2 separate regions of the Homo sapiens genome follow, and region 2 is linked to region 1. A link is an interaction called in ENCODE POLR2A ChIA-PET data of the cell type or tissue named here. Cell type or tissue: CD4-positive, alpha-beta T cell. All regions are shown on one strand.

Region 1 (5,000 bases):
GAAGGCCTTGGCCATGCTGGTACCTGAGGGTTGCCCACAGAGCTGAGGCCATAGAGCTGGACTCTGCTGCTCAGTACCGGAGACAGGTGTGGGGAGATGGGTAGGCCACAGCCCAGGGTTGCTCCTGGGGGAAAGTAGGCAGAGAGAAGTTTCTGGGCTTAGGTAGGGGGTGGCAGAGGAGACAGGAGGAAGGGATCCACAGAGTATGGGAGTTGGATCCACACACAGCCTTTGATCCACAGATAGCAGAAAGGAGCCTGATGGTCTGGGATTCTGCCCTGTCTCCTCCCTTGACTGTGCCCCCAGATGCCACGGGCAGGTGACCAACTCAGAGCCTCAGAAGCCTTATCGCTCTTTTTTTTTTTTTGAGACGGAGTCTGCCTCTGTCACCCAGGCTGGAGTGCAGTGGCATGATCTCCAGTCACTGCAACCTCTGCCTCCTGGGTTCAAGCAATTCTCCTGCCTCAGCCTCCCGAGTAGCTGGGATTACAGGCGCCCACGACCACGCCCAGCTAATTTTTGTATTTTTAGTAGAGACAGGGTTTCACCATATTGGCCAGGCTGGTCTCAAACTCCTGACCTCAGGTGACCGCAGCCTCCCAAAGTGCTGGGATTACAGGCGTGAGCCACCACGCCCAGCTAGAAGCCTTCTCTCTTAAAGAAGGATAATGGAACCCCTGTGGGGATGTTCCAGCCTCAAATTCGATGATGCAGGCGCCCAAGGCTGGAGGGGTGTTGGGGCAGGGCTGCCAGGCCAGGCCAAGGTTGGGCTTCAGTCGCGGGAATGCGCCCATCACTCCTTGCACAGCCTGAGTTCAGAGTCAGCCGCATAGCCTGAGGCTCTGAAGTACACATGTGTGGTTGGTGCTCTGTGCCAGGCACGTCTAGATGCCAGGGTGACACAGTGCCAAGGGCGTGGGTAGAGGAGGAAAGGTGAAGGTTTGCGCCTGGAGGTTGGAGCCCCTAAAGGTATTCCTGAAGGCTGTGACCGCCCTGCTCTTCCCTTGCCAGAGGCACCAGCGGAGAGCCGGGACCCCGAAGTCCCCACTGTCCCTGCCGAGGCGCCGGCGCCGTCCCCTGTGCCCTTGACCACGCCAGCCTCCGCCGAGGAGGCGATACCCCTCCCCGCGTCCTCCGACAGCGAGCGGTCGGCGTCCAGCGTGGAGGGGCCCGGAGGGGCTCTGTACGCGCGCGTGGCCCGACGCGAGGCCCGGCCGGCCCGGGCCCGGGGCGAGATTGGGGGCCTGTCGCTGTCGCCATCGCCCGAGCGCAGGAAACCGCCGCCACCTGACCCCGCCACCAAGCCTAAGGTGTCCTGGATCCACGGCAAGCACAGCGCCGCTGCAGCTGGCCGTGCGCCCTCACCACCGCCGCCAGGCTCCGAGGCCGCGCCCAGCCCCAGCAAGAGGAAACGGACGCCCAGCGACAAATCGGCGCATACGGTCGAACACGGCAGCCCCCGGACCCGCGACCCAACGCCGCGGCCCCCCGGGCTGCCCGAGGAGGCGACAGCCCTCGCTGCGCCCTCGCCGCCCAGGGCCCGAGCGCGGGGCCGCGGCCCCGGCCTCTTGGAGCCCACGGACGCCGGCGGTCCCCCGCGAAGCGCGCCCGAGGCTGCCTCCATGTTGGCCGCTGAGCTGCGCGGCAAGACTCGCAGCCTGGGCCGCGCCGAGGTGGCCCTGGGCGCGCAGGGCCCCAGGGAAAAGCCGGCGCCCCCACAGAAAGCCAAGCGCTCCGTGCCGCCAGCCTCGCCCGCCCGCGCGCCCCCAGCGACCGAAACCCCGGGGCCTGAGAAGGCGGCGACCGACTTGCCCGCGCCTGAGACCCCCCGGAAGAAGACCCCCATCCAGAAGCCGCCGCGCAAGAAGAGCCGGGAGGCGGCGGGCGAGCTGGGCAGGGCGGGCGCACCCACCCTGTAGCAGGCTGTGGCTCGTCCGCGCGCAGCTCCCTCAGCTTCGCAGCGCCGCCCGCCACCCCACACCTCCCACGCTACCGGGCACGGGCGGCCTCCTATTGGCCGGGCACCGCGCGGCTAGCGGAGGTTGCGTCTCATTGGCTCAGGTCCTGCAGCCGCTCCTGGATTGGAGCAGTGTGCTCTGGCGGGAAGGGCCCATCCCGTTGGTCGAGGCCTGACAGGCGCTTAGCGGGCGACTCCCTCCCCATTGGCCGAGTTATGGAGCGCTCCGACCAGACAGCGTCTCATTGGCCAAAGATGGGAGGGTTCCGCTTAAAGACCGCCTCTTACTGGCCAGGAGTGGACTTGGTTAGGGCTACCTTCTCATTGGTTGCAGCCAGAGGCACTTCTGCCCGGGCTGCCTCTCCCCCGCTAGGGCCTGGTGCCTCTGGCTGGAGGCTCCCTCCCTTGGCCGTCCCAATAGAGCCCGGGGCTACTTCCACTGGCCAGGCTCCCGGGCATCTGGTTGACCCCAGCCTGGGGAGGAGGGCTGGTCTCCGCTCCTCAGGGGCTTAGTCCGTCCCACCCCTTCCCTTCCCTGGCGCCCCGGGCCCAGGCCCCTCAGCTGTCAGCTGGTTTTGATGGCCTCCCACTGCCCCACACGCCGCGGGACCTCCAGGGGCGACTCTAGTGGCCTGAGGAGATGTATTTATAGGCCCCCAGCAGGGCTGCTCCCCCCTCGGCCGGTGCCCCAGGATGGGCTCCTCCCGGCGGGGGCTTGGCCAAAGCTTTCTTAATAAAATGCCTTTCCCCTCATGCTCTGATCACTTCCTGTTTGCAGGCTTCGGCCAAAGATGCCCCCCAGAAGTAACTTTATGTGACGACCTGTCCTGCACTCTCCCCCACCCCTTATCTCAGCGGGGAGCCCTGGAGCCCAGGCGTGGGTCTCCCGGGACCATGGTGGAAGTGGGCTGTGTCAACCCACAGGCTTCGTTTGTTTATCAAGTTTATGCGGCCCCGATCTGGCCTGCCCCATTCTGGACTGGTCACGGGGAGGAAGGTTGGGTGGGGGCAGATCAGGCAGAGTCCCTGACTGAAAGGGACAGGCGATGGGCCTGCCTCGGATCCCGGCCTTTTCCCCTGGCCGCTGCTGTTAAACTTGGGCCTCAGAGCTGTTGGTGGCAGCTTGCGGGGGGTGCAGAGGCTGCGGCCAGGGGGCCGCGGGCGCTTACTCCAGCCGGGCCTCCTCCAGCACAAACAAGCCGGTCTCCTGCTGCACAGAGCCCTGCTGTCTGCCTCAACGGGTTCCTTGTCCTCAGCCGGAAACTCTCCTGCCTGCCAGCCCCGCCTGCTACTGCGGAAGGTTGAGGGAGACGGAGGGAGCGCCCGGGGCAGATCCCCTGCCCCCAAGCCAGACCCGGCTGCCTGGCTATCTGTGACCATCTGTGCCCTACGGCCTCGCTGCTCCTGACCCGCCTACCCTCCCGGGCAGGCCTCCTAAGTGACCCTCCTAAGCCGCAGACCCTCACCTTCCATGGCCCCTGCTGTCCCCACACTAAGTTCCCCCAGCTCCTGCCTGTCTGTTCTCCTCCCACCTCCTGCCTCTGCCCGGCAGGCCTCTTCTTGTTCTCCTGCATCTCATCTTTTGATGCCCAGCTCAAAGTCTTCCCCTGCTGCCAGGATCTTCTGATCACCCTGCAGCCGCCACACAGCACTCATTGGTCTCACGCTGGCAACTTGGGGCTCTCGTCCTGGGCACACTCTCATCCTCTGACCAGATGCCCCACGGAGGTCAACTTTGGTCACCCATCTTAGAGGGGTCACCCATCTCAGAAGGCCCAGCCATCTGAGTGGAGACTGCGTCCTGCCCTGGGTCGGCCGTCCAGAGCAGCTGGCAGGACACAAACAGGCAGCACGTGGAATGTGGGATCCCTGCCTCTGGGCCATACTGCTTCCCTGGAGCCAGCTGGGCACCCTCCCAGCCATGGCCCTGTGGCTGGAAAGCCTCTGCTCTGTTTGGGCACTGCGCCATGCGGGCTGCTGGGGTTAAGGCCAAGAGGGCAGATGCCCAGCCGGGCTCCGCGAGGGCAGGGCAGTGCCTGCGTGTGGGTGAGGGGTGGGCAGTGCAGGGGCTCAGACCACATTCTTGTCTAGGCGGTGCCCACCCCCCAGAACGATGAGGATGCCACACTGCTGTTCCCTGAACCCCCAAGCCCTCAGCTCTTGCTATTTCTCCTCCCCCAGCCTGGACCAGCACGATTTGGAGAGAACAGGGATGTCCCAGTGACCAGGCCTTTCTGGGGACCTCTCCTTGCCCTTCTCTGGGAAGCCCCCTAGGTGTCGAAGACTCTACCTGTGGGTGCCTCACAAAACAGGGGACCCCCCCCAACCTACCACCAGCCTTCCCTTCCCCCCAGGAGGGTTCCAGTGGCTGCTGGGAAGGGAGCTGCTGGGACCCCTCCAGCCTCCTGCCTCCCACCACCCGCTTCTCCCCACCCCCTCGGGGCTCACAGCAGTGCCAGCTCCCAGGGCAGGCGCCACAAAAGGGAACCGCGGCTGCTGGAACCTCCGTTGCCATGGGGATGGGGACCACAGGACCCACATCTGGTAGCGATTGAGGAGGAAAAATTATGAGTGGTGGAAAACGCAAATATTTTTTGTAGCACAGAGCACAATGGAGTGGGAGGAATGTGGGGACCAGGCCCAGCCTGGTGGTTACAAGCAGACGCAGGCCACAGCACACAGAGGCCTGCAGACACTAACCCTACGCCGCATGCACGCTCCTCTAGACTCAGAAACACCAACACAGACACACAGCCCGAAACGCAGACATGCACACACAAAGCCAGCAGAATCTCAGAAACACAGAGACGGCACACACACTGCAACAGACGCCCACACAGCACTGGGCCCAGAGGAACACAGCCACTCACCTGCCAACACACACACACACACGACACTCCATCAGACAGAAACACTCACTCTCCAACACACACACACAACCCACCGCTCACAGAGACAGACGCGCTGTGACACACACACAGCCAGCCCACTACTATGGAGGACACTCAACCCACACCACGCACATAAAAATGGAAAAAAAGAC
Region 2 (5,000 bases), 360 kb before region 1:
GCTGGTGCGATGCTCGTAGATGAGGAAAAGAAAGGGGCGGTCGACAGTGAAGCGGACTTGGGTGGACAGCGGCATGAACCCCACCGTGGTCACAGTGGTGGCTTGGGTGCCTTCCTCGTTCACTGTGATCGTGCCTTGGTGCTTGAACTGTTTGGAAAGGAAAGTTGTCAGATTCTGGAGGTCAGCACACAGAGGGCTAGAGTTCCCAGCACAATCTCATATCATTCAGGGAAAGGATCCAAAGACAACATGTAAGGTGGAAATCACAGCTGGTCAGAGTCACTCTTGAAAATATCTGTCACCACCTGTCAGGGGCAGCCGTTGCACTTAGAGGCCGGCTAGGTTCATGTTCCCTCTTGGCAGTGCCTGTGGTCTGAGGGTCGTGGGGGCTGGTGCAGGACAGCCACCCCAGCTCCAGCTCCCCACACTGCTGCGCACTTCTCCGGGATGGGGAACTGGGTCTGCTGCACTGTTTGGACTGGTGTTCTCTCTCTTTTGCTGAGCGCCCGATTGGTTTAAGTTAAGTATGTGTATAGTGCGGTGTTTAATGGCTCTTTCATGATTTGGCTGGGGGTAGCTATTTCCCAGACCGCAGCACATGTCTCCCCTGTCTCTGGTGTCAGCGGGAGTGGGGCTCACCCCATGGCTGCTCTTGGGATCCCCCCTGCCCAGTAAGTGTCTGCCAGGTGCCGTGCTCTCCAGCTGGCATCCATGAAACTAGGCATTCTGTGTATCCCACCCAGGCCGAAGAGCAGACTCAGCACCCCAAGCTGGGACATGAGATTGGGGGGTGGGTAGGAAGGGCAAGTGGAGGTGGGGCTGTGCTGAGGCAGACCCTGGGGACGGGTCGGGGGTGGACAAGGGAGTGGTTACCAGGTCGATGGCGATCCTTTGGTCTGAGATGCCTGCCATGTTGCCATTTTTGTCAAACAGCATCCTGATCCCCATCAACTTCAGGGACTCCACTAGATTGTAGTTCTTCTCCAGCTTGAATTTCGGCAGAAGCACTTCTCGAGTTCTAGACAGAAAAGGAAAGGGGGGCCCAGTTTTATTGAACCACAAGTTACAAAAGAATCATGATTTTCCCTTTAAAGGGCCACGGGTTATATTTATCACAGAATTGATATAGCACTTATTAAAATTTATATTCCGGGACTGTCAGTTGAGGATTTTAGGAAGCACACTCCTTTGTAATTCCGCTACTGAAAACTGAGGTGTGTTTTCTGTTGCATGATTATTTCCTTGAGACTGTATGGTTCGTTTCCTATCTTCAAGGTTAGCAGCAGAACTTTTCCTGGTTTATGGTTTAAAAAGGCATCTAAAATAATTCTCTGGTTTGGTTTCCCAATTTTAGGCATTTGGTTTTTTTTTTGTAATTAAGGAGTCGAATATCTGGTAGTGTACTTTTAAAAAGAACCTTTCCTGTATATACTAGACAATGCTGAATATTCTCAATCTTTGCCTCAACTTACTCAATCCCTAAGGGGGCGGATAGCAACAGTAGTGCCTGTGGAGTTAGTCTGGCACTTTGCAGGGGATAAAGAGATTTAAGGTGCAATCCCAGCTGGATGGGCAGGAAGGCTTGATCTTCTTCACTCTTTTACCTAGCTCATACCTTGCACCAAGTAAGATCTCAATTAAAAGTCAAATGGGCCAGGCACAGCGGCTCACGCCTGTTAATCCCAGCACTTTGGAAGGCCAAGGCAGGAGGACTGCTTGAGGCCAGGAGTTCAAGACCAGCCTGGGCAACACAGCGAGACCTCATCTCTACCAAAAAAAGTTTAATTAGCTGGGCATGAAGGTGCACGCCTGTAGTCTCAACTATTCAGGAGGCTGAGGTGAGAGGATCACTTAAGTTCAGGAGGTTGAGGCTGCAGTGAGCCATGATGATGCCACTGCACTCCAGCCTGGGTGACAGAACAAGACCCTGTCTCAAAAAAAAAAAAAAAAAAAAGATGCAGTCCCTTTCTCAAGAGCTGCCGGGCTGCAGGGAGGAATGGAAGGAGGCAGGTACAGAAGGGACGTTGTTAAGGAAAAATTCACAGAGCATGATGACTGGCTACCCGGGCAAATACCTTCCTCTGAGAGCCTACTTTTCTCAGTTTGGTTGCATATGTTTGTATTCTTGTCCTATAAGGAGGTTCAAACCAGAATCACTTCTTCATATGGGCCTAGCCAGTATCCAGTAAGACAGAAATAAGACCTCTCCATTCTTTCTGCCATGACCCAATAATAATCTCAATAAGTACTTAACACCTGCAGTTTTAACTACAAAGTAACGAATAATAATAGAGGAAATCATGAATGATGTGTCCTCGGTAGGCTAAGAGGACCTTGGAATTTCCTGGGCAGGGAAGAGTTGAGCCAATCTTTTTTTGAGTGCCTCCTAGGTTCCAAGTACTGGGAGGGGCGCTCAGCATCGCTGATTCTGTTATTTTCTCAAGTGACCCGGGGAAGTAATGGAATTATACCCATTTTAGGGATGATGAAGCTGGGACTCGAAGCCACAAAGCAAGCACCAAGCTGTCTCTAAGTCATCTGCCTCTAACTTCTGAAACTGGCCCCTAGAGGGCAGATGTGTCCCTTATGAATGCTCTCTAATCATCTCTTATCTCAAGCAACAAATTGGGGCTGAATTAACAGAGTGGCCCTGTATGGAAGTTCTTGGGTACTTGTACATAATTCTCCCTTTTTAAAAAAATGATCCATTTTCCAGTATTCCCAGACACCCCCAGCATCTGGGAGCTCAAAAGAACAAACACACAGTGTGAAATACCTGTTTGTCATGCTTTTTTGCCATCTCTCCACCACCCGGGGTGTCAGTTGCGCTTCGAGGGTCTTCATCCCAGACATCTTGTGTGGGACCACAATTAGCATGCTGATGCCCCCCACGTATTCCAGCTGGAGGATGTCGCAGTCCAGCTCCTGGTCATTTGCTGCGAGGAAGTTCCCCTTGGTCTGCATCATGGAAACCTTAACTACCTCTCTCTCATTCAGCCGGAAGTTGTGGTTGTGTGTCATTTCCACTGGGAATTTATTCACCCAGGATCCTGTAAAGGCCACAGGAAGAGGCTGTTATGAGAAGGTTCCTTTAGGGAAATCGTCTCACCCTTGAGAGTGAATCTGATTTCCCTGGAGGCCTCATTCAGATAGCCTGCAGAGCCGACCCCACAGTCTCTTGATTCCTGAGGCCTGATTTGGGCAGAAATTTGCATTTCTAACAAGAGAGGTTAACGAGAGGTTACCCGGACTGGAATAGTTTCTGGAGTAGGGTCTGATACGAACTAGTTGTTTGACCATGGTAAGGCACCTAACTCGCTTCTATTTCTTCATCTGTCACATCTGTCAAATGAGTAACTTTGAGCTCTTTCCAGCTTTTATTACTGTTATTATTATTTGGTTTTTGAGACCAGGTCTCACTGTGTCATGCAGGCTGGAGTGCGGCGATGCCATCATAGCTCACTGCAGCCTCACACTCCCAGGCTCAAGGAATCCTCCTGCCTCAGCCTCCCTCCCCAGTAGCTTGGACTACAAGCACATGCCACGCCTGGCTATTTTTTCTTTCTGTCTTTTTTTTTTTTTTTTTAATTGTAGATGGGGTCTTGCTATGTTACCTAGGCTGGTCTCAAACCCTTGGCCTCAAGCAATCCTCCTGCCTCAGCCTTCCAAAGCACTGGGATTATAGGCATGAGCCACCCTGCCAGCCTCAGCTCTGTCTTGATGGCCTTCATCCCTCACACTGTGATTCTGTAGTGACTAACAAGACATTTGGGTGATGCCATGTTGCCCTTAGGATCACCACTGTAGATATGGGGACAGTGCTGTGTATCCAGGAATAAGCCCATGTCTATGTTAGCTCTAAGATGTGAGTAACTAATAGTAATGGGTGACTAGTAGTTGAGAACTGGCCATGTGCCGGGCATTCTTCTCAGCACCTTTCCTGTATTATCTCATTTCTGCTCCTAGCAACATGCAAGTTGTGTGCGTTTTGTTATCCCTCTTTTACATATGAGGAAACAGAGGCACAAAGAAGTGAAGTAACTTGTTCAAGGTTTCTAGCTGGTGGGTAGAGCAGCCAGGATGAGATGAGCAGGAGGTGTCTTGGAGGTTGAAGTACCAGACAGCTCCTGCCTGCCTGTGAGTGAAGCTCGATTCCCTTCTCCCTGAGTCTGCCTCACCCAGGGTTTCTCAACCTCAGCATTTTTGACATTTGGGCCACATAATAGTTTGTGGCAATGTGGGCTGCCCTGTGCATGGTAGGGTGTTTAGCAACATCCCCAGCCTCCCCCTTCTAGATACCAGTAATGCTTACTCCAACCCCCCAGGTTGTGACAACCAAAAGTGTCTTCAGACCTTGGGGACAAAATTGCTCTTTTGGGAATCACGGCCCTTTCAGTTTGGATGGAGCTGTCCCATGTCTCTTGGGATTCTTTCCTTCTGACTTCCTCATGAGAGCCTGCCTCTGTTTATTGTGCTTTACAAAGTGATTATCACATTAAAATTAGAACAAAATTAGTAATGGAGATGATTCCATATGAAATTAAGTGAAATTAAAATTACACTTCTAGACACTCGTCCCCTTTGAGAAGCATCCATGAATGATTGGGTACTCCTAGCATTTGATCCCTTGTGATGCCCGGCATTGAGTGACTATTCTCATGATGGGGAAAGGAAGCAGAAGCATTTGCACGTGTGTTTACACTGTGGTATGACACGGGTTACTGTGTTTAGGAGATTGTCAACTGACCATGCCTGATCATTTCTCCACCTCCATGCAGGCAGGGATGGCTCACTGCTGTACTTCTCTGCCTGTCCCTGAACCCTCAGCCAGGGCTAATGCAGAGGCTCTTTGGTGTACTTGGGGGGCTCCAACAGACCAGTAGGTTGGAGGACTTTGATGCTGCCAAAAATGCTTCTGCCAGCCTGTTCTAAAGTCAGTCCTAAACATAGGTTATTTGCTAGTAGAAGTAAAATAAATGTCACTAACAATATCATATGTT

Evidence for each region. Peaks named below come from ENCODE experiments on the same cell type or tissue, not always from the same donor. Only the 100,000 strongest peaks of a DNase experiment are listed, where the experiment ranks them.
Region 2: POLR2A ChIA-PET joins it to region 1 with 6 read pairs; 1 of 35 experiments calls an interaction of 5 or more read pairs at or near these places.

Annotation. Positions count from the first base shown.
Region 1 is chr22:20,422,294-20,427,293 of GRCh38, reverse strand. It overlaps SCARF2 (scavenger receptor class F member 2), which reads left to right. Exons shown (of 11, transcript NM_182895.5): 11 at 1,012-2,710. The coding sequence ends at 1,919. Among named protein-coding and RNA genes, the nearest start is that of SCARF2, 13 kb to the left of the region's middle. RefSeq lists enhancers at 3,881-4,392, 2,577-5,000. In CD4-positive, alpha-beta T cell, no CTCF peak of the experiment used is centred here; a DNase peak (open chromatin) is centred at 2,053; H3K27me3 peaks cover 763 bases.
Region 2 is chr22:20,782,022-20,787,021 of GRCh38, reverse strand. The region is part of intron 19 of PI4KA (phosphatidylinositol 4-kinase alpha); the gene reads left to right. It overlaps SERPIND1 (serpin family D member 1), which reads right to left. Exons shown (of 5, transcript NM_000185.4): 3 at 2,777-3,050; 4 at 874-1,018; 5 at 1-147. Among named protein-coding and RNA genes, the nearest start is that of SERPIND1, 10 kb to the right of the region's middle. In CD4-positive, alpha-beta T cell, a CTCF peak has its summit at 2,594 (motif pointing right); a DNase peak (open chromatin) is centred at 2,571.